Linked DNA regions of Mus musculus: regions 1 and 2 are each linked to region 3. The links are chromatin loops, found by intact Hi-C in ENCODE. Cell type or tissue: left cerebral cortex. All regions are shown on one strand.

Region 1 (8,000 bases), 1.2 Mb after region 3:
CATTGGGGGAAAACCTTCCACAGCTTCCTCCTTAAAGAAAGCCCCAACTGGGCGGTGGTGGTGCACTCCTTTAATCCCATCACTTGGGAGGCAGAGACAGGCGGATTTCTGAGTTTGAGGCCAGCCTGGTCTACAGAGTGAGTTCCAGGACAGCCAGGGCTATACAGAGAAACCCTGTCTCAAAAAACCAAAAAAATAAAATATAAAATAAAAATAATTAAAGAAAGAAAGGAAGGAAGGAAGGAAGGAAGGAAGGAAGGAAGGAAGAAAGAAAGAAAGAAAGAAAGAAAGAAAGAAAGAAAGAAAGAAAGAAAGAAAGAAAGAAAGAAAGTCCCAATCACTTGCCCTTCTCTGTAGGCAGCCGAAGCCTAAAATATGGCGCCAGGTTTTGGTTAAACCATGGCCATAAACAACCTTACTGCGCCTGCGTACTTGGCGCCAACCCCTCCCGAGTGGGTGCATGCTAATGAAGTGTCGACAGGCCGACCAATCCCAGGAGGACACATAGCCCTCCCCAGTGCTGGGGTGTATATAAGCAGTCCTCCCTGGGTGCCCGGGGTCCCTGCAGCATCGAGGCGTTCCTGTAATAAAGCTGTTGAGAAGAATCCAACCGTGTTGTGTCTTCCTTGCTGGACTAGGTGGGCGCGACACTCCTCAGTTTACCATTTGCATCTATTGAAGACACCAGGAGAATACTTTACAGGATTACGCATTATGTCTCTCCTTCCCAAGGTACGAAGGACGTAAGAGAGTTTGAGTTCATATCAGCAGGTTCTAATCCCTAACCCTCCCCAAAGCTCAGCTGAGCTGCAACGGGTGCCATTTTTAGTGCCCTGATTGCCGAGTGCATCTAAGAAGAGGACTCTTCCCTTTATTCCATCCCCTTAGCCACCAAGTGGACATGCAAACTCTCACCTATAGAATGCACATTGTGACATTCTTTTAAAACCAGCATCAGATAACAGAACAATTAAAAAGTTACTCGCCAGGAAACTGAAGCTGAGAATTCTAACAAGTGGCTTGTTGGTAGCAACCGTCCAGGCTGAAGTCTGGGACGCACTTACCACTTTCCCCCCCATCCTCTGAGGAGTGTCGCTCGGGAGGACAAAATGAGTGCAGCCCTCCTGGGTCTCCCTTTAAGAGTTTAAAAGCAACATATTGATTTTTGAGTTACCCTGCTTCAACTCAGCTTGGCTCTCATGATATTTTTATTCCCTTGTAGATTCTTAAGTCCATTTGTTGCCGATTTTAAAAAAGTAAATCACTGTGAGTCTGTGGTGTGCCCATGTACCATTTCTACACCTACGAATGTGGTCAGTTGACACCTTGAAGGTTTCCATGCAGCTCTAACTCCTAGTGACATTTCTTGCTGCAGCCCCAGTTTGTTCAAAGCAGATAAAGTGGATGGATTGATTTTAGTTGTATAAAAACCCTGATGAAATCTCTCTGTGGCCAGTCCCACAGTCTCTTGATGATTTAGAAAGGATTTACTTAAGGCACAAATGTGAGCCTTCTGCTCTTCCCCATTCTCCCTTTCTGCTGGGTCCATGGTGAATTTCCCGAGACTAGCAGATGAACAGAAGAAAACTCTTAGGGAAGCCGGGCTGGCTACAGAGCTCTTTGACAATGTGTGTTCAAAAGCACGAGGGCCCCGCTTCGTGTTGTCATGGGTATTCTCAGCACAGAGCCTTGCACTGGTCCAATTAGGGTTTTTAATTACAGGTGCTACTTTTTAAAAGGACCAGGGAGATGTTGAGTCAGGTTTGCAGCTCTGGCACCGCTGTGGAGGGCTAATAGCTCAGTGGTAGAGCTCTTGCTTAGCGTGCATGAAGCCCTTGGTTCAATCCATAGCATTGTTAGGGGTCAAAGGAGGAGGAGGAGGAGGAGGAGGAGGAGGAGGAGGAGGAAATGAGGCAAGACTGAGATGCTAAAATGGGGAGTACCTTAAGAATGATTGTGGGGAGAGAATGATTCATGACTATCTTATGGACTTTTCCATTATCCTATTTGATTAATAACCTACTTTCTTATTAGGACTAATTTCTAAGAAATACATGACTCTCATGATTAGTGTTCACAGAGTTTCCCTGTATGCAGAGATGGAATGGTTCTAGGTTATGGGTTTGCACCCCTCAGTTGTTTTTGTCAACCTGGCACAATCTTGAGTCATCTCCAGGAGCCTCAGTTCAGAAAACGCCTCCATCAGATCGGTGTGCGGAGAAATTGTCATCTTAATTAATGATTGATGTGGAGGGATCCAGTTCACTGTGGATGGTGCTACCCATGAGCAGGTGGTCCTGGGTAGTGTAAGAAATCAAACTGAGCAAACCATGAGGAGGGAGCCAGAAGGCAGCACCCTACCATGGCCACTGCTTCAGTTCCTGCCTCCACCTTCCTGCCTTGAGTTCCTGCCCCGCCCTCCCTTGATGGGAGACTATAAACGGTAAGGTGACATTAACCCTTTCCTTCCCAAGTTGCTTTCAGGCATGGTATTTATCACAGCAACTGAAAACAAATTAAGACAGGGATACAGCTTAGAATTTAGTTGTAGATATAAAGCATATGTCACATATGCTTATGGAAAAGGCAACCCTACATGAATTAGAAAAAAAAAAAATCTGAAGACATAGTACCTGTAGTCCCAACGCTGAGGAAGTCGATGCAGGGGGAGAATGAGAGGAGAAGGAGCTCAAGGGCCTCCTCAGCTTCGTAGTTCAAGGCCAGCCCGGGATATTCGAAACCCTGCCTCAAAAAGGAAATAGAGGAAAAAAAGAGTAAAAATCTCTCCAGGCGTGGTGGTGCACACCTTCAATCCCAGCCCTCAGGAGGCAGAAGCAAGTGGACCTCTGTGGGTTAGAGGCCAGTCTGGTCTTCATGGAAAGTTCCAAGCCAGCCAATACTATGTAGTGAGCCCCTATCTCAAAGTATAATAGTAATAGTGATAATAATAATAATAATACAGAGTAAGACATGATCTCAAAAAATAATCATTTTCAAAATAAATAAATGTCTAATACCAAACTGAAATGTGTTGCCACAAGAAAAAAAAATCTGAAGGTGATACTTTCTTTCTTTCTTTCTTTCTTTCTTTCTTTCTTTCTTTCTTTCTTTCTTTCTTTCCTTCTTTCTTTCAAAGGAAAACCAAAATATAAGCTTAAGCTAAACAGGGGAAACATTATAGGGAGAGAGGCTGTTAGAGGTCTGTGTGGGGAAATAAAGGGGAGAGGCTATTGGGGGGGGCATCAGAGGGAAGGGAGAGGGACCAAAATAGACAATGTACATGTATGAAATTATAAAATAACAAAATGCATTAATAAATTAAAAAAGAACAAACTGAACTGTTTTGGTCTTTCACCATAAACTAAATGACCACTTCTTCTACTAAGAGCAGTAACAGGGTCATGTTGTAAAATTTGTTCCAAAGAGAGGCTTTCAATGTCCTTGACTCTGGTGGGAAGACATGAGGAGGGTTGCCTCCTGCTGTAAGGCACAGGTAGCCAAGCAGCGCTCCCTTTCATGGTGACAAACAAGAAAATATTCTATTTCTCTCTCTCTCTCTCTCTCTCTCTCTTTCTCTCTCCACCCACCATCCCACACACATTATATACATACACACACACACACACACACACACACATATACACACACACAGACATGCACACACACTCATCTTTGAATGCTAGCACCCTGGCACATAGACAATGTTGTTGGTATTTCTGGGGCATCCTCAACTTGTTCCAAAAAGAAAGTGATTCATTTCTGCCCTTTAGGAACCAGGAATGGTTTTTACATTGTAAAGTCTTGGCAAAGGTTTCCTCTTCTCAATAGGCAGGGGGAGAAGGCTGCATTAGCTACCATCTGTCAATGATAAACCCTTCAAAACTGGGAATGACAACAAGCTAAAACATGTCGTGTAAATGTGAATAATCACTCATTCTGTGTATAGCCCTCTTAGGTAAGGCAGAGGCAACTCCACACTGCCTTCCTTCTTATTTCTTAGTGACGTTAAAATATTTCGTATCTTCTCATGTATCTTAGTCCTTTCCTGCTAGTTACTAAAATTAAAATGCTTTGACAAATGACTATTTCTGTTCCATTGATACGCGACTCAGCCATTAGGAAATGTCAATGTTAAATGTCAAGAAGTGAAACTAGTACTATAGATTATCATAAGACGTCTAATTAGCTTTATTAAGCAAAATCTCTGGGAAAATTAACACATCAGCATGTTTTAGCTGTAAACTACACAATTCTAACTGATTGTGGTTTAAAAGCCTAAATAGTGAGAGGCTCTGGGGGAACATACGGTCTCTGGTCAGAAAACGCCTTTACTTAGGTCTCCAAGTCTGTCACTGAAATGTACTCATTGTGCAATTTATCTCTGCCCTGGATGAAAATAGTCAGCTCATGTTAGTTCTCATAACTCTGAGGATAGATAGGTAGGCAGGTAGATGATAGGAAAACTGATACTAGATGATAGAGAGACAATGGATTGATAGATGATTGATAGATAGATAGATAGATAGATAGATAGATAGATAGATGAAAGATATGTATTAATAGATAGATTAGGTTGATGATAGACAGACAGACAGACAGACAGATAGATAGATAGAGATAGATGATAGATAGATAGATAAATAGATGATAGATTGAAGGTAGATGATAGATAGATAGATAGATAGATAGATAGATAGATTGATTGATTGATAGATTGATAGATAGTAGATAGGTGATGGCTATGTATTGATAGATTAGATTGATAATACTAGATAGAAAATAGATAGTAGATTGACAGATAGATGGAAGATAGATTGATGATAGATAAATTGATAGAAGATAGATAGATGATAGATTGATAAAAGGTCAATTGATTGATAGAAGATTGATTGATAGAAGATAGATGATAGGTTGATAGACAATAGATAGATGATAGATAGATAGATATGACAGATAGAAGATAGATAATAGGAAGATAATGAGATAGAGAAATATGCAGATAGATGATGGGTTGCATAAATTTAAAATTAGAAAACATAGTCAAGCTTCATAATTCACAATTAAATGTAATCATGACAGCTCAGAATGCCATTGTAAGTTAGAATTATCCCTTCTTAACTCTAGAAGCAGAGGCTAGAGAACTGTTTCAGCATATGGGTTCAAAGCGAGTCTGGGCAGCATAGCCATACCTCATCTCTGGAAAGACAAACACAATTACAGAAAGAAAAGGAAGCCCTCCCTGGATGCTAGAGGATGCTCTCTCAGAGCCAGAAAGCTGAGAAGTCCTGAGCCTGTTCAAGTCTCTTCTCCATCCCTTTAAGGGGCCAACGCAACAGGGAGAGGAAGAGTATGGTGACAGAGACAATAATCCTCGCCTGCCTGTCACTGTTCTCTGATGTCACTGGACTGAGTCAATGGGGAGAGCAGGTCATGCCCTCCAGACTTGTCACAGTGTGTTCAGAGACCCCATGGGGGCAATGTTACATCTATGAAACTAGGAAGCGCCTTCGCTCCCTTTGCCACCAGACTGTCAAAAGCTGCTTGAGTCAGTCTCTCTTGGGTGTAGCCCGTTGACCTTCTAGATCATTCCTCACATTGTATAAGATTTAAATTGGATCCAACCACGAAGATATTTTAGGCCTCTGTACTCTACAACCTGTCTCATCTTTGGTGTCTTAGTCCACTCAGGTATAACAACGTGCCACAGATTGGGGGTGGGAGGCATTTAAACATCAGAAGTTTATTTCTGGCAGTTCCAGAGCCTGAGAAGTCTAAGCTTCAGGTGTTGGAAGATGCAACATCTTGCACAGGCTAGTTCTTGTTAGATGATTTGGATACTGTCTTCCTGCTTCTCAGTGTGGTAGTAGGGACCAGTAGACTCCCTCGGACCTCCTTTTTGGGAGTATTTATCACATTCATGAAGGCTCATCTCTCATAATCTAACCACATTCCAATGGTGGCACCTCTTAGAGCCACCAGCTGGGGAGTTAAATTGTCTTCTTCTGGATTCTGCACACACATACACAGGCACACACATACATAAGCATCATACACACACACACACACACAGAGAGGCATACAATACACACATACCCATGCACTACATACAAGGAAGGGAGGGCAGTACATCTTTTTAATAAATTTTAAGTGGTTATTGTTTGAAATAATCAGATTTTTGACGCTAAGTTTAATTTTCTTCCCAGTGATCAAAAAACGAAACATTACTTCCTTAACTGTTTTGGTAAGAAAAGAGAAATTTGATGACTTCTTTTGGAGTCAGACTTGGTCTTAAACTTGTATTTTGTAGTCCAGGCTAACCCCACCCTTACAATTCTCCCGCATCAGCCTTCCACATGCTGGGTGACAGGCACATTGCACCAAGCTCAGCTTGAATATTTCTTTATAAAGGATTTCAACAATGATTTGTATAATGTTATCAAATATTTTAACAATACTACCCATTTTCATTATGCCATTACACAGACAACGCATATCTGTAAACATAAATATTAACTTAAATTCCAACATGTCAAAATTTTAATTAGCAATAATTGTACCTTGGATAACTCTCATTGGCTACAATACTGCCACCGTGCAAAGCTTCATTAAGTCAAAAGACAAATAATAAAGTGAGAGGAGATGTTTGCAATGCCCGACAAAATGCAGCTCTGTATTATAGCCAAGGACCTCTCAATAAACTTCAGTAGGATGGATGCTCATGAAGGTTCAGAAATGCAAACGAGGATCCCTTTGCCCCAGGACTAAGAGAGAAGTAATACTATAAACATGATATGAGAGATGGCTCAGAGGTGAAGACCATGCTGGCTGCACTTCCAGAGGACGCCATTCAATTCCCAGCACCCACATGGCAGCTCACAAGCCTCTCTGACTCCAGTTCAGGGGATGTGACCCACAGGATATAATACACAGACATACATGAAGACAAAGCACTCGTGCTACACATAAAATAATAATAAAAATAGCACTTCACATCGGAGTGAATAATACTTTTCCCGTGGCTATAAACAAACTCGTTGAAAATCCAAACTTAGACATTGTTATTATCATATGCTAATGGCATGAAGTAAGACGTTTCAATAGGGTGGCTCTATACAGGTGTTATTTATCTTGTTACTCTGAATGTGGAGGGAGGAAGATCAGGCGTCCAAGGTCATCTTTGACTGCATAATGAGCTGGAGGCCAGCCTGATCTACCTGAGGCCTTGTCTTAAAAATAAAAATAAATTAGTAAATAAGAAAATCCCTCTTTCTCATTCTTTTGTCAATACTAGATTACCAACAAATGCAGGCTGGGCCAGGAACTCTTTCAGGCTTTCTCCCGCAGTTACCTCCCCTTCCCCAGGTCAACTCTACCGACAGGCCTCCCCCATAAAACCCATAAACTTAACCCACCTTCAACTCCAATGCAAGTTATAATCTTTATTAAAAAAATAAAAGCAAAACCAAGTACCTGGGTCTCATCCACAGAAATTCTGTTTTAATTGTTCTTGAGTGGTCCCCAAGCACCGGGACTTTTAATAACTACAGATTATTTTAATAATATACAGCCTGTATATTACTATATTAATATTAATATTAATAATATTATATTAATAATATTACCCTGTTTGACTATGTTCTTCGGTTCTCTCATCGGTGGACTTGAAACTATTTGTAACTCCCACCAGCTTCCCCCAGGACCTGGGCCTGACCTTGCTACCATGCAGTATGCACTCTGGCACCCCACGATGGCCGGCACATACGCTACTCCATAGGTTAAAATGCATAGAGTGTTCCATCTCTCAAAAGGATTTGGGGTGGGATTTACAAATTTGCTGGCCTCTCCTAGGACCGGCTCACCACTTCAACCCCCAGCAGCCAAGCCCAGCGGGATGTTAATACTGTTAAAGGTCTCTTCCAGGCTCTCCGCTTTGATGTGAGCTGGGGCAGTTTGGGGGTGGGGGGTGCTGTCTAGCAGATAGCTCCTCCTCTACCAGCGTT
Region 2 (8,000 bases), 1.2 Mb after region 3:
ACAAAGGGCCAAACAGTGAACCTGAGATGGTGAAATAAAATGTAACATCAACAAAGAGAGGGCCATAGATAAATAGTAAAAGGACCAACTTGCCACAAAAAACCCATTGACATTTTTCCAGAGTCCAGGCAAAGTGCTGGTGACCCGTTAATGTTGGAATGTTTTCCTAGGGTTAAAAGGAGAGCATGCAGCAAGCCTGTTCAGAATTTACAAAGTGTTTGAATAACATGGACCATGTTTTGATAACACATTTTTAGTGAGGGTGAAAATAATAGAATTTATTGGGGCATTTATATGGGCCCCCTTGGTTGTCTGGGGGATGGGGAGTGGATGGGCTCTAACCTATATATCATTGCACTGATCTATAATTCTCCTTTGAAATTTATTTATGCCACGTGCACGTGCGCGCGCGCGCGCGTGTGTGTGTGTGTGTGTGTGAGTGAGTGTGTGTGTATGTTACACATGATATTGCTGTGGTCCCCAAAGCCTCTTAGTTTTACTTTTAACAAATTCAAGCATTGCTATGGGTTACCTATAAGAAGAAAAGACAAGAGACCACAGGCCAAGATGGTATCATCACCAAGATGTGATCTGGTGGTACAAAGTTGGTATTGTTTGGAACAAGTGCAAGGTCTTTAATATGCTCACACCTAGACTTGGCCTTGGCTTCCTTCAGCTTCCAGAGGTTCCTGCTTGCCCCATCTCAGGCTGCAAAGAGCTATTTGAATTAACCCAGCCACAGCTGGGGTCTGGTACTGCCAGGGATCTCCTCCCCACTGTTGATGTTTTTGTTCAATGTATCACTGTCCGTTAAGCCACGGAAAACCAGGCACCTTTCAATAAATGTCTCGCTTGGATTTCATGAAGCTTGGGGTGTAATTGAAATCAAACAGCATACAGCATGGAAGGTCCTGCTGTTTGTGCACCCAGGCTACAGGAGGTGCTGCCTGACATGTGCCCTCGCTTTGTTTTCTCTTCTTACTTCTGGAAAAGAGGTCTTGGATTTTAAAGTGTGCCTGAGACACCAGAAAACATTGATTTTTATCTCTCTTTCTCTATAAGTATTAATGAGCCAGGAAAAAAAAAAAAAGCCCATCCCAAGTAGAAAATCATAGATTTGTCCTCCACCGTGTTCCAGAACTTGGGACTAATGTAGTCCAGAAGTATCAGTAATAAAATGTAAGTTAATTAACATAAAATATTTGATTTTTTTGTCTCTATGAAGCTAGGAAAAATATGTTTAGTTGAAACGGTGCTTTTCACCATTTTAAAGGGAAAGTCTTCACGATCTGACAGTTACACTAATGCGTCCTAACAACACTAATGTTAACCCTAATAAACTTCCCATATCTCAAAAATCCCAGGTCCCAAAAGACTTTCCTAGCGCTCTTGTTTTTGATTCTTTTTGGATTTATCTTTATTTCTGTAAAATGTGTCAGAAATCGGATGAAAGTGTATTTACTGAGGTGGGGTTCCAGGAATCCGTTCAAATTCTAGTTACACAGATTGAATTACACCGAGTTAATAATTTGATGGCACTAGAAACGAACCTATGCGCCTTCCTTCATGAGCTTGCTCTAGGGGTAGGATAGAATGAACCCGATTCTGATGTGGTTAGGGAGACAGCTGGTCTGAGTTACTTGCGCCAGAGTGGGTCTGAACGGTGCCCGTTGCCTGTGTGGCACTGTGCCACGCCAGCGTTTCCCCGGTCTCTTCAAAGTATTTTGAAGGGACCTTACTTCTGGCTGTGTTATAATACAAAACTGACATATAACTTCAGTCACCCCATCTGCAGATAACGTGAGATTCAGTCTCACACCTACATCTCCCTCAGACATCCTGCAGCTCAGGGCCAGGCTAACGAAGACTCCAGGTTGAGTCCCCAGCGCAGTGAGGCCCTTTTCTTGGAACTCGCATCCCCCTTGTGGAATCCTCACGTTCAATATCTCGCACCCTTTGAGGGGAATAAAAATTAATCCCAAAGGCTTCGCTGCATCAAAACAAAACAAAAACATGCGGGACGGAGCCCGAGACCAAATCGGAGCTGGGATCTCTGGACTGATCGCGCAGGATGTCAGCCCGAGTTCTCTGAGCCAAAATTGACAAGGTTGTTGTTCCAAAACACTTGAAAAGCTTTGCGAGCGCCCAAGACCCACTACGCTATTCTATCAAAACCCCACACAGCATCCAAGTCCATGAAGGATCGCTCCACTCCCTAACACGGGCGTGCCCACGTTCGTGATTCGCGGGGTTTGGACCCAGGTTGGAAAGCTTCGCGCGGATCTGCTGCTGGCGTCTGAGCGCTTAGCAGATCCCGCGGCCACCTCATCTGTTCTCGGCAAAAGTTTCCCGTGTGATCGCATTGGGTTGGGGGAAGCAGAGTCCCTACATCTCGACCGGAAAATGCGCTCCTGGAGCGACTACTGCAGGCGTCCGTAATTGCTTATTAGAGGAGAATGTACAGGCTTCTCATCGTCAACGAAACGTGTTCCCCCTTCTGTAATAATAAAACAATAAAATATGACGGCCCCGTCCTTGACTGTTTGCGGAAACGCAGGGGGGAAAAACAGGCAGCTGGAGCAAAGGAGCTTAATTCAATATCAAACTGATTATTTCACTAATTATTCTGCCTTCTGTATTGTGCCGCAGAGAGGCGCAGGGAATCTTAACTGCACAGCTGCTAGGGAACCTTTGTGTCTTAGTGTCAGTCCCCACCAAAGATGTTGGCGAAAGCGGGGGCTGGGGGAGGTAGGAAACATCCAGTGTTTAGAAAAAACCGAGCAGAGGGAATTCTGAGTAATGAAAGTGACGGCCTCGGGGAAGCCGGTGTTTTAGCGCGGTTGTAATACTGAGTGTTTGGTTCGTCCGGTCAGGCTCATGTTGGGTCTTCAGAAGCCCACTTCAGAAGCTAGAAGCTGGAGTCTCTGATTCAGACGCGGAATCCTTTTGCCATCTCTGGAATCCCAAAAACTGAACGCGAGGTTTCTCTCCACCAAGTCTTTACGCTAAAAGATGGGACAGGACAAAAAGCGGTTCCTGTGTGCTGAAGGCCAGGAAGTCAGAAGGAGGGTGTGCGCAGAGACTTCGGGTCGCTCTCCAGCCCTCCCCTAGATTTGCACCCCCGGGGACCTGAGCCTTCCTGCGAGCAGGGAGCTTGTAAAGACGCCTTCACGGGCCTCTGGGACCTGCCAAACTAGACCCGAACTCAGGAATGATTCCTATGCCGTGGGTAGACCATGTTCGCAGACTTCAAACCCGTTTCTCCGGCGCCATAGAGCCACCGGGTACACCAGGATTGATTCTCAGTGGGATATAGTTCTCCCAAAGACGCTTAAAGAAACACCAAACCAGCAATAACAGCCAAATAAGCTAAGAGAAAATGAAACTCGCAGGCGACCCGATCCAATTAATAAATACTTAATTGAATTAGTGTCACCTCTAACAGCCAATAGCAAAGTCCCCTAGCCATGGGGCTGCGAAGCCCCTCCCTGGCCGCACATATATAAGCAGCCAACCACCGCTCACAAGTTTCCAAGCGGTCAAGTATGCCTAGAGTTTAGCAGAGCCAGCCGAGAGGAAATGGCTGGTTGCTAAATGGGAACTCAGAGCTAAGTCCTCTTCTTCCTTAGTGTGAGTGTAGGGGTCCTGAGAGGTTAGACAAGGAGGGAAGGAAGAAAAGAAGGAAGGAAGGAAGGAAGGAAGGAAGGAAGGAAGGAAGGAAGGAAGGAAGGAAGGAGAGAGACACCTACAACCCGGGGTTTGTTTTCTTGCGGAAGGAAAGGGGCACCTACAATCCCGAGTTTGTTCCCTTGAGGGAAGGACGCTAAATTGGGCGCGCGCTGAAGCCGCCCCGCAGGTCCGCAGGTGGGTAGCCTAGGCGAGGGAGGAAGGGGACATTACCTTCCCCTCGGAAGAGGGCGCTGGCTCCCCCAACTGGCCTTTATAACCAGGCCGCGGGAGGCGAGGAGGCAGCCGGTTGCCGTCTGCGATTCGCTAAAGCATGCAGTTGGGAGAGCAGCTCCTGGTGAGCTCGGTGAACCTGCCCGGCGCGCACTTCTACTCGCTGGAGAGTGCTCGCGGAGGAGGAGGAGGAGGAGGCGGAGGAGGAGGGGGAGGCGGAGGGAGCGTCAGCCTCCTCCCCGGTGCTGCCCCCTCGCCCCAGAGGCTGGACTTAGACAAAGCGTCCAAGAAGTTTCCGGGCAGTCTCCCGTGCCAGGCGGGGAGCGCAGAACCCGCAGGCGCCGGCGCGGGGGCCCCCGCGGCCATGCTCAGTGACGCGGACGCTGGGGACACCTTCGGGAGCACCTCGGCGGTGGCCAAGCCCGGGCCCCCGGACGGCCGCAAGGGCTCCCCGTGCGCGGAGGAGGAGCTGCCCTCCGCCGCCACCGCCGCGGCCACCGCGCGCTACTCCATGGACAGCCTGAGCTCCGAGCGCTACTACCTCCCGTCGCCGGGACCGCAGGGCTCCGAGCTCGCCGCGCCCTGCTCGCTCTTCCAGTACCCGGCGGCGGCCGGAGCAGCCCACGGACCCGTGTACCCCGCGTCCAATGGCGCGCGCTACCCCTACGGCTCCATGCTGCCCCCCGGTGGATTCCCCGCCGCCGTGTGCCCGCCCGCGAGGGCGCAGTTCGGCCCCGCTGCGGGTTCGGGGAGCGGCGCTGGTAGCAGCGGCGGTGGTGCCGGCGGTCCTGGCGCCTATCCCTACGGCCAGGGTTCTCCGCTCTACGGGCCATACGCCGGAACCTCAGCGGCCGGGTCTTGTGGAGGATTGGGGGGCCTAGGGGTGCCTGGCTCCGGCTTCCGCGCCCACGTCTACCTGTGCAACCGGCCCCTATGGCTCAAATTCCACCGGCACCAAACTGAGATGATCATCACCAAACAGGGCAGGTGAGTGCAGGGTGGAGGGACCCCAGGCGCCTGGTTGTCCGCACACTGCGGGCTCTGCTTAGGGTGTTTAAGTGGTACATCATATCTCCAAAGTCGTGTCCCTTACTTCCTAAGGCACACCTGTAGCTTGGGCTCCGAGCCCACGTTACTCTCCTCTCTAGTCACCTTCACCGGGATTGACTGGGAGGAGGAGGAGGCGGAGATGGAAATTTGGGAATGAACCCTTGAGGGCAGATCTACGTGACCCGCTGGCTCCTGGGTTTGCAGCAGGCGATTTGTGGGCTGCATAGCGAAAGAGGGCTAGCTGGAGCTGGCTGCGGCCTGCGCACAAGTGTTTGAAAAGAAGCTTTTTAAAGCTCCTTGGTTTGGTGGGGCTCTTCTGTAAGAAGAGCAGAAAGAAGTCGGTTTGAGCTGGTGACTAGGTAGACAGTTTTTGGAGCCAGATGTTTGGGGGAGGGGGCTCTGCTTGCGGGGAAGGGACCAGAAAGTTCAGGCACACCTTCAAATTGTCATCAGCTACTTCTTGAGGAAGTGAGGAGTGGATATTGGGAGACAGGGACCCAAAGAGGGCTCGTTGAGAGAGAGAGAGAGAGAGAGAGAGAGAGAGAGTGCAAGAAGGCGCGCTCCGGCCTAATGTTCTCAGTCACCTATGTCTTTAAAAATAATTTTAGACATTTCAGAAAGAAACCTAGTAGATACCTGAAAATAGATGGATGTCTCAGAAAAGAAGCACGCGAATTAGGGAAAATACTGATTTGGAGGCTGTTCCAAATAAATATGTCAATTTAAAACCATTTTCTTAGTTTCAGGCCGTAGTAGCCATTTTTGTTTGTTTGCTGTTTATTGCAGACCCCCCATGTGTCCGGGAGGGACCAGAGCCGCTACTTAAATAATTTCCTCTGGTTCTGTTCTTTGCACAGGCGCATGTTTCCTTTCTTGAGCTTCAACATAAACGGACTCAACCCCACCGCCCACTACAATGTTTTCGTGGAAGTGGTTCTGGCCGACCCTAACCACTGGCGCTTCCAGGGGGGCAAGTGGGTGACCTGCGGCAAAGCGGACAATAACATGCAGGGTGAGGAGAGAGGGGGCCTGGACCGGGAAGAGGTCGGAGCCTCAGTGTTGGACCGGCCACATTTAAATCAAGCATGTCACCCCAACCTGGGGCATGGGGATGTTAGCATGTGCTGCCTTCTGCTGCTGGGGAGAAATTTACTCCGTCCTTTTTCTTGTTTCTCATTATATATCAAACCTTGACCTTGACCCTATGAGGGCTATGTTTGAGAAATGAATAGCCAAGTGAAGTTCTGGGTTTGGGGAAAGTTCCTGGTAAATGATCCTGGCATTTTAGAATTCTCTTGAGAAAGCCCAGGCCACCTTTAACTTAATCTATAAAAGTTAAGGACTCGATGAGGCACTTCCCCTCCAGCTTAAGGTCTCAGACCAACAATCAAGAACCATCCTCTCTCCTCTCAACTCTGTTTTTTAAGTTTGGAGAGGCTGGTGATTGGAATACCATGATTAAGGAAGGCTGGATGCACCCTGGCCCGGGGGAGTGACTGGAGTCCCGCTGGGATCCACTGATTTCAGTCGACTGACCTCCCAGGAGGAGGTTGCTACAGCAAACCCAAGCCTAGCTAACAGACATCCTCTCCAACCTGCCTGGGTGAAGGCTGTCTCCTTTCATTTGCTTATGTTTCCTTTCCTTTTCCTCTTAGGCAATAAGATGTACGTTCACCCAGAATCTCCTAACACTGGCTCCCACTGGATGAGGCAGGAGATTTCCTTTGGGAAGTTAAAACTCACCAATAACAAAGGTGCAAACAACAACAACACACAGGTAGGGAGACTGGAAAAGCCTGTGTCTTCTGGTCGGGGTCTCTTGGACAGCTCATCCTTTTGTCACTGTGCTTAGCTAAGTATTTACAGTTGTGACTTTGCTCAATTTTAAATTTATGTATTTACCTGTGTCATTTGTACTTTCTTACTACTATGCATAGAAACATCAAATTTTAGGGGGGGACTTGGGGAGCCAAAAGGAAAGAGTATCTATCAAATACACAGACACTCTGTTTTTGTTTTGGTTGTTGTTTGTTTGTTTGTTTGTTTGTTTCTTATCTTGGGGAGTGGGTCTTGTATACCTAGCTCGGGCTGGCCTTGAACTGCTGACCCTCTTACTTCTCAGTCTCAGATGCTGCGGTTACAGATGTGCTCTGACATTCCAGAATCAGAGTTAGGACTTTAAGTCGAAATTGTTAATCCCGAGGATCTTAAATCTTAAAACAGAATCTTTAATAAAACCAAATAAACAAAGAAAATCCCCCTCAAAAACAAAAAAGAAAGCTGTAGTAGGGAGCAAACAGAAGTCCTGTCTCAAAATGTACAGTCTGTTAAAAATCTACTTTTGAGACCTATGAAAGTCTCTCTTTTCTCTATCCCCAGATGATAGTGTTGCAGTCTCTGCACAAATACCAACCGAGGCTGCACATCGTGGAAGTGACAGAGGACGGTGTGGAGGACTTGAATGAACCTTCCAAGACTCAGACCTTCACCTTCTCAGAGACACAGTTCATCGCTGTGACGGCCTACCAAAACACGGATGTGAGTGCCCCGTGAGCCACAGGAGCCTCTCAAGTTAGGTCTATTGAGATAAAGCACTCAGTTACTATTCTTCTCCCCTATCTAGATCACCCAGCTAAAGATCGACCATAACCCCTTCGCCAAAGGCTTCCGGGACAACTACGATTCGTAAGTACTGCTTTTCTTCGAGCACGGGTCATCTCCCTCTAAGAGACAAGAGTAAAAGACTCCAGGCTGCCTGCAACTTGCTGTGAAGTTGACGTGACCTTGAATTTAGGATCTTTCTGCCTCAGTCCCCCTAGCCCCGAGCTCACCAGCATGGGCTGCCACACCCAGGCTTTGTGTGAGCTAGACAATCATTTGGTCAATGGAGTTTCATCTTCGAGCCCATTTGCTGGGTCACCTTTAACAGGAAATGAGTCATCATCTCCCTGAGGACATATTTAGTATGACATTTTATATTTGGGATTTTTTTTTTCTTACCTGTTTTTCTGCTTAATTTTCTGAAACACACACACATGCTGGAGATTGAA
Region 3 (8,000 bases):
AATGCCCCTCCTTCAGATTGTCTTCAAGCAAGAAAAAATTATATATATAAAATATATATATACATATACATATATATCCAAAAGACCATAGAGCCAGAATACTTAGATATATGAATATAACCCAGCACCAGAGCTACAGTCAAGGGCCAAGCGCCCATGTCATTTAAATACATGACATTGTGTGCACTTAAGTCCTTGTGACAGTTACTCTCTTATTTAGGCTACATGTACGTTTTGTCTCCTATAAAGCATTTTAAGCATCTGGAAAATGAGATGAAACAGAAACAGCTGATTTCTAGTTTTGTTTAATTAAAGAAAGCAGAACGTTACAGGAAGAAAGAACTCGGGCGAATATCACCATCCCCGAACTATAGCGTACATCTGAGGAAGTGGAAGGCCTGTGCCTTCATTTTTAGATTGTTAGAGTACTAAATTCATGTTGTTTTCACACAACCAGTTAGAACTTGTGTCCAGCATCTCACTATTTAAGTACAAAGTAGGAGTCCAGGGGTTTGTTTATGTTTGCTTTAGGTTTTCTAAAAATGATGCTAAACACTGTTTTTCATTCTTTAAAAAGTCCAAGAAAATCCCACCTCCCCTGGCCCAGCCACCCACACCTCTTGTATATTAGGAAGGAAAAACACTTGACTTTAAACAACCCTTGTAGGTCTGATGTCCCTGGGATGTGACTTTGATCAACCATAGGATTCTATTTCTATCAAATATAAGTTTTCCTTATACGTGGGCATGGTTTCCATTGGCTGTGACAGCAACTTAAGCGGCAACTAGACATCAGTGCTGGAACAGTGGGCTTCCATGAATTTCATCGAAGCTCACCAAATAAATGTAAAGCTAACACCCTCCCTTGTAACTGGTTATGAATGCCGTTCTGAGATAGGTAGGTAGGGAAGGGGCAAACGTCCTGTGGGAATTGTATTCTGCTGCCCTCCATGCTCTGGAACAGGCTTCCCTGCATGTGATAAAGTCTGACAGAAAGTCCCCACATGCTCAGAAAGAACAACACACTGATACTTCGTCAGAATCCAACCTTTCACATCTCTAGTTCCCTGGGATGTCATTAATGTCTGTCATACCAGAGGCACCAAAACAATCCATGACAACTACTGATATTCTATGATGCAACCATCAAGATGAGCTACCATGAAAAACCAAGTAGCTGATTTCACATCCATTCCCTCCTCGCCCTGATCTGATTACCCAAATATCAGCTTAAGATGCCTTAAGTGAGCTAACTTCTTAAAAATGTGGCAGACACTGATGGCTTTGGCTGGCTCCAAAGTAACAAGATCCAGAGCCGCTGTCAGGGTCCATGGGGCACTAACGCTGCACAGGCCCCCAAACAGACTTGATAAACCTCTCAGTTTTCTTTCAGGCAAAACAGGTCAAATCACTACTGCAGTCTTTCCTCACTCCCATTTCTGTCTCTGTCTCTGTCTCTGTCTCTGTCTCTGTCTCTGTCTCTGTCTTTTTCTTCCTCCCTGTCTCCCTCCTTCCCTTCATCCCTCCCTTTCCTACAGTGGCTCACTCACCCAGCACCCTGTATCTTTAACTCTCCCCAGCATTCATTATTCCGTTAGTAATACTACATTAAAGGCAATCTAGGAGAAAAACAAAACAAAAACCCCAACTATTTCACTCAAACTTCAATCAAAAGTTTCTCTTGTGGTTGTAATGGCACCAGAAAACCAGAACCAGCACAAAGCACGATTTGGGGAAACATTTGGAAAAATTTAGCCAAATGAGTAAAAGGTTTGGAATGTTTGATATTTTTCAGGCAACCCTGGAGCTTATTGCTTTTGTCTCTTTGCGGAGAAAACGGACCGTGGGTATGCTTTTCTTTTTTAAACCCGCCTGACCATTTCTTTAAAGTAGTAGGCAGCCAGTGCTGTCTACCAAGTTGCCCAAAGAGTTAATACTCAGGGCACCAGGCAGGAGGGCTGGTCTATTTAAGCAGCAGCTGCCCAAACTAAGTGGGCACAAAGGCAGAAAGCAAAGTGAGTCGACCTTGGAGGGGTAGGGCATAGGGTAGAGCAATCAGAAAAGGGGGAAAAATGGAAAAAGAAACACCAGCCTTTAATGCAATCCTGAGAGGCTGTTGTCCAAATGGGCATTGTCTGATGAGACAGAGTAAATGGGAGGTAACCTTATCGTGAATTACCAAACCCTGATTATGCCAAACCCTGAGAACCCAGTGACAGCGTACACTGCTCAGCCGTGCCCTGCTTGCTCTCACATGTGGAGTTACTAAGAAGATGGAGGGGTCTGGTTAATTCATTACGAAATCAGAGAGTATCCGGCATGGTACCCTCCACCCCCCACCCCCCAAAATAATCAAGCCCAATCGAATTGACAAATTAGAGCATGGATCTCTCACCTCACATCTTTCATGTCTTAACTGCAGGATAAAAAGTTCAGGGTGGGCACTGCCCCCTGCTCAGTTTCGTGGGCTTGCCTCCAGGCCCCTAATGATCACTTAAGCACATGCTCGCACAAAGCCTAAAGTCTTTAACCAATTCAAGTCCAATTATTATCAGTTACATCCCATGCCTTCCCCCCACCCCCAGACCCAGACTTCCTAGTGGTAACTGAAGGGTGGGGGTGGGGGCCAGTCTAAAAGTAAAAGCTATGGATGCTAAGCCTCTAGTTCTTTTAGCCCCCCAAAGCATCTCAGTCAACCTTCACATAAAATACAGTCCAAACCAAAAGAAAAAAGAAAAAAAAATGCTCAACAAACTCTGAAAGACTTTGGTGGGTGCCTCCTGGCGCTCCTCTTTCCTCTTTCACTAGGCCATGAAAAGTTTAAGTGGCCCCCACCCCAGAGTGTTTTCTGTAAGGAAGGGGGAAAGGGAGGGGGGTACCCAAATCTTTGAGATTCACACACAAAGAACAGCTCGCTAGAAAAGCTCCTAAAACAATATTCTCGCCCCCTGAGAACGTCTGTTGGGACCTCGTTTCTAAAAATCCCTGCTCACCTGCAAAAGACTTCAACCATCTCACCGGCATTTCTGCAGCTAAATAACAAAAGAACACTCCATTGAAAGTCCCCTGTCTTTAAAGAGAAAGCTACACTCCGGGGCTTCCTCTCCCTTCTTTCTCTGGCTTGTTAACTCCGTTCCTACTGTTAGTAATTTGAAAGAGGTCGGCAGAGGGGATGGGGGCTAGGGTGAGGGAAGGGTCGGATTGCCACGCTCCGGAGGAGCGCCAGGCACCACGCTGCCTTCTGAAGCCCGCGGGTCCAGCCATACCTTGGTTTGGAGGTACTGAGGACAGTAGTACGTGTACTGGGGGTACATTTGTGGCTGATCCAGGCGTTTGCCCATGTAGCTGGGATCTTTATCTCCGAGGCAGGAAACTGAATAACAGGGTGTATGATGCCCCAGGCAAGCGAGCTTCTTTCTCTTAATCCACTGTCCCTGGCAGTCTGCGTGACTGCTGAGGCTTCTCAGACTCCAGCCTCACTAGTTCCAACACCGTGAGGAATTTAAAACAACCCAAAAAACCAAAGCAAAGCAAAACAAAAGAACCAAAAAGAAAAGAGAAAAAGAAAAAGAAAACAAAAACAAAAACAGATGGGGGTTGAGATCTGTAGCGGAAACCCCCAGACTGCTTCCCCAGTTCTTGCCTGCCTGGTTCCTCCCAGCTGCCCGGTCCAGTCCGGATGAAGCAGTTTGCTCTGTGACCAGCCTGTCTCTAGTGGTGTCAATCGCAGGCGCTTGTAAAGGCGAAGGAGGAGAAAAAAAGAAATAGATCCTTTAGCACAACTCGGAATCCTTGCAGTACAGCTTTCGTTCTCTCCCGTGTCTCTTTCCCACCGCGGAAAAAGGAAATTTTAATAAAAAGAAGAAAAAAGGAAAAGAAACAACGGACAAAAAGAAAAAGAACGGAAAGGAAAAAAAACCGGGAAAAAAAGAAAAAGAAAAAAGAAAAAAGAAAGAAAAGAAAAAGAAACCCGTGCAGGCTTAGTTGCTGCTGTCTGGTTCCCAGAGTGACATGGTGTGTTCCAGCTGGCCTTGCCCCTCTCACTCACTTCCCCTCCTTCCAGCCAGTGGGTGGAACTGAGAGAGCCTCTCCAGGGAGCCGGGCACGCAGTCCAGAAGGCTGCAGTATTTCCTCCAAGGGGGGAAAAAGAAGATGAAAAAGAAGAAGAAAAAGAAAGAAAGAGGCTGCTGCCACCCCTCTGCTAGCTATCTGGAATAGCACAGTGAGCAGCGTCTGCAGCCGAGCCGCGGGTGGAACCGAACCCCAGCTTCTCTGTGAAGTGCCTGGGTGGGGCATGGCCCAGCCTCCCTGCCCTGCTCCGACCAGGGCTCCCAAGCTCCCAAGCTGCTTCTCCTCTTCAATCGCCAAGTTCCCAGAGGTGAGGCATGGCATTGATGAACAAAACAGACCCTGCCCTGCGAGGGGAGCATGAGGGAAGGAGAAGTGTGTGTGTGTGTGTGTGTGTGTGTGTGTGTGTGTATTTACACACACATGCCAACCTTTCTAGTTAAGTAGGGAGAAAAGTGTATTCAAGGCTTTTTCAAAATCTGTTAACACATTAAAAGCCAGATGAACCGAGGACCTGAAGATGAAACCAATGTTTTGGGGGATGCTCAAGAGAGGAGAAAAAGTGGGGATTCTCAGCTGGGTACCTCTGTGGGGAAGCCAAGCCCCATCTCAACAAGGGGGTTGCCTTAACTATCACAAATAATTGTGTTGTGGCTTTATCCATCTCTTAAAAACGAAATCAAAGTGATCTTTACATTTATTCGCTTATTGGAGAATAAAATAACCTCTCTCTCTCTCTCTCTCTCTCTCTCTCTCTCTCTCTCTCTCTCTCCTTCTCTTACTTGCTCTTTCTTAATGCTTTCGTGGCTCTGTAAGTATTGCACACAAAAAAATTGAACAAAAACTCATAATTACTTGTCAGAGTTTTTCCCCCCACCAGTAATAATATTCCGACACGTCGATCAGCTGCTACATTATAATACAGATTGTTTCAGAGAAGATAGATCTCCTTAAAGGGTTTCTCTGCAAGGCGGCGGTGAGGCTAAAATTAGCTGTGCCAGCTGTGTTTTGCTGGGAGTGCTCACGCATGCCCGGAGCGTGGGCAGCCAGCCTCTGTGCCTCTCCACTCCCCCAAGTCTGCCGAACACTCCAGCCGTCCTTTCAGATAAAAGACTCCAGGTACAAAGGCAGTTTCCTCACATGGAGGGAGAATTGAAACTGCAATACACAGGATGCCACCTCTGCTTTAAGTCCCGCCTGCCACTCATGGGGTAACAACCTAGGCTCCTGTGCTCCTTAGCTCCAGGAAGCTCAGTTCTGAAGTCTGGGTACCAGCAGAAAGACAAGGACACGGAGACATCACATTGGGTTTTATGTCGATTCTCTCTCTCTCTCTCTCTCTCTCTCTCTCTCTCTCTCTCTCTCTGTGTGTGTGTGTGTGTGTGTGTGTGTGTGTGTTTCTCTTTTTTAAAAGACAGGGTCTCAGATACCCCAAGCTGCTCTTAAAACTTGCTGTGAAACGGAATGATTTTGGCTTCTGATTCTCCTGCCTTCCATCGCCCAGCACTGGTATTGAAGGCATAAATTAATGAATGAACCAGGTTCCTGTGGGCACTGGCTGTGGAACCTAGGACCCTGCCCACAATGGGCAAGCACTCTACCAACACAGCTATCTCTTGATGACAAAAATCAGAACTTGGGTTGGAAAGTGGGTATGGGACACCTGTGATGGAAACATATCAAGACAGCTTCACTCATGGACCTCAATTATTCCATCCATAAAATGGAGAAGGACAGCAACTGAAATCAGGCACCAATCTCAAAGTCTTCTGGCCACATCTCCCTCTCTAGAGAACTTGTCAAGCATCTGGGAATCTCGTTGTTCCTTCCTTTCTGCTTGGTATCAGACTGTAAATTCTACTCTTCACACTTCATGGTCCAGCTCTGAGTGCCACTGAGCAGAGGTCATGTTGGTGATCGCCAAGCTCACACCAGGCATCCTCTGCCAGCATGAACATGCCCCCCTGAAGCAGTCTTCCTGAAACCCTCACTTCCCAAGGTATAGTTGGTTTTCCCCAAGTTGGTTTCTCCCACGACCTTCTAAACTCAGAACAGCAGGCCATAGCCTCCTCTGTAGCCTTAAGAACTAGCAAGGCCAGACACAAAGCATGTGTTCTGACATGCTTGGAGAACAAAATATCCTGGACATAATAAACAATTTGTCCCTCAACTCATGGTGGGCTTTTGGACCATTTCATTCTTTTAAAAACATTTGAAATTTATGTTTATTTATCATATATTGCACATACATCTGTGTGTAGAGGTCAGGACACAAGCTTTGAGAGTTGCTTTTCTCTGCTCTAACGTGTAGGTTCCTTTGCTGGGATTGAACTCAGATAGTTAGTCATGGTGACAAGCACCCTTAACCGCTGAGCCATATAGCTAGCCCATCCATTTCACTCTTTGTCATTGCCTAGGCATTGACCTTGGTCCAGGGTGTACAGAGACACAGAGGTCAAAAACTGCTTCTTCTTTGACAGCACAGATCCCAGGGAGGGGTGTATGCCGAAGAATACATGCATGAGGTCGAAGGCCAGGAGCTTCTAGGTGTAGCAAGGAGACTTAAAGCAAGGGGAAGCATAGACACTGGGGTTTGGCTTTAAAAAGCATTGTTAAGAAACTGCTCCCCTAAAAGGATCTTTGAGATCAACGCTGAGTATGGACCAAGTCTTGGGTTTTGGTGCTATTGGAGTGTTCAGTGTCCAAAGCCTTGACGGGTGACTCCATTCCTGCCTACCTCCTCTGCAGACTCCATATGCCTCAGTTTCTTCATTCTTCAAATGTCCCTATCCACTTCCTATAGTTCATGAGGATCAGTTAAGATAAACACCTGAAGAATTCGGGGATACCGTTAACGTGTCATACATATTCCATTAGATGCCAGCCTGAATCCTGGGGGGTGGGGAGAAAGCAAGCCAACCAGAGGAAATGGCAGACATAGGAAATTTTCTATATCTCAAGAGTGTGTTTTGCCACAGCCCAGAGGCTGCCATGAAGCCATCAAGGGGCAAAGACCCCAAGACAGGGCTGGAGAGGGAAATCCCCAGTTAAGTCACCCTGGGTTTGATGTGATGGTCAATGGTGAGAGCATGACAGGACCTAGAATCACATAGGAGACTATAAACCCCTGGGCGTGTCTGTGAGGGCTTCTCAAGGTTAGGTTAATTGAGGTGGAAAGACCCAACCTCAATATGGGTGTCACCAAGCCATTAGCTGGGCTCCTGGAGTGAGTAAAAAGGAGAAAGTAAGCTGGACACCGGCGGTCATCTCTCTCTGCTTCCTGACTGCGGACACTCTGTGACTTCTAGCCACCTTCTCAGACACCACGACAGCCTGGAGCCTCAAACTGTGAGCAGAACAAACTCTTCCTTCTTCGAGTTGCTCCTGTCCGTTCTTTAGTTGCAGCAAGGAGAGAAGTCACTTTAGTGAAAATACCTGGGAAGGGATTGATATGGACTGCTAAGCTGTTAGTGGAGCGTGTTGTAGTGGGATTCCATCCACAGCTTCCAACCTGAGGGGCAGGCATCTGCTTTAGGGCACTGCCATCCCACGTGACCCACTGGGCACCTTCACGCTGGGAAGTGCAGCTTCCAAGGCCCCTTCACCAGTCCTGATCAAGGACATTGGTGTTCACCTTGAGAGGACGGGCTCTGGAGATTCCCTGAAGGAAACACTGTCTTATTTACAAACAAAAAGTCTAAAACAAATTAATTCCTCACTCAGAGCAATAGCACACTTCTGTGTAAGATCCTCAGCCTGAATGGGTGCTATCAACAATTCCTACACAGATTGCTACATTCCAAACTGCTATTCTATTTCATGGGATTATTGGAATGTTCCTGGGCATCTGTGGCCATTCGCCTCAGAATCTCCATTGAGCACTTAAGGCTTTTCAGAAGTTATGCCAAGTGCATTATAAGAATTGTGAAAAC

The links. A loop is a pair of places that touch in the nucleus more often than their neighbours do. Peaks named below come from ENCODE experiments on the same cell type or tissue, not always from the same donor. Only the 100,000 strongest peaks of a DNase experiment are listed, where the experiment ranks them.
Region 1: a loop joins it to region 3, with 4 times the contacts of the local background. A loop is called at or near these places in 2 of 42 quality-filtered maps.
Region 2: a loop joins it to region 3, with 6 times the contacts of the local background. A loop is called at or near these places in 2 of 42 quality-filtered maps.

Annotation. Positions count from the first base shown.
Region 1 is chr9:118,460,463-118,468,462 of GRCm38, forward strand. It overlaps Gm33408 (a long non-coding RNA gene), which reads right to left. Exons shown (of 5, transcript XR_871338.1): 2 at 2,634-2,742. It also overlaps the pseudogene Gm22479. Among named protein-coding and RNA genes, the nearest start is that of Eomes, 14 kb to the right of the region's middle. In left cerebral cortex, no CTCF peak of the experiment used is centred here; no DNase peak of the experiment used is centred here.
Region 2 is chr9:118,474,660-118,482,659 of GRCm38, forward strand. Eomes (eomesodermin) reads left to right here and starts at 3,530. Exons shown (of 6, transcript NM_010136.3): 1 at 3,530-4,887; 2 at 5,808-5,962; 3 at 6,606-6,727; 4 at 7,330-7,488; 5 at 7,574-7,635. The coding sequence starts at 4,001. It overlaps Gm33408 (a long non-coding RNA gene), which reads right to left and starts at 3,989. Exons shown (of 5, transcript XR_871338.1): 1 at 3,901-3,989. In left cerebral cortex, a CTCF peak has its summit at 4,598 (motif pointing left); DNase peaks (open chromatin) are centred at 1,852, 2,484, 2,621, 3,280 and 1 more place; H3K4me3 peaks cover 1,036 bases.
Region 3 is chr9:117,248,461-117,256,460 of GRCm38, forward strand. It overlaps Rbms3 (RNA binding motif, single stranded interacting protein), which reads right to left and starts at 4,023. Exons shown (of 15, transcript NM_001172123.1): 1 at 3,267-4,023. The coding sequence starts at 3,341. Gm17396 (predicted gene, 17396) reads left to right here and starts at 4,073. Exons shown (of 2, transcript NR_166691.1): 1 at 4,073-4,378; 2 at 4,885-6,238. In left cerebral cortex, a CTCF peak has its summit at 3,729; DNase peaks (open chromatin) are centred at 3,320, 3,419, 3,616, 4,129 and 1 more place; H3K4me3 peaks cover 3,575 bases; H3K27ac peaks cover 952 bases.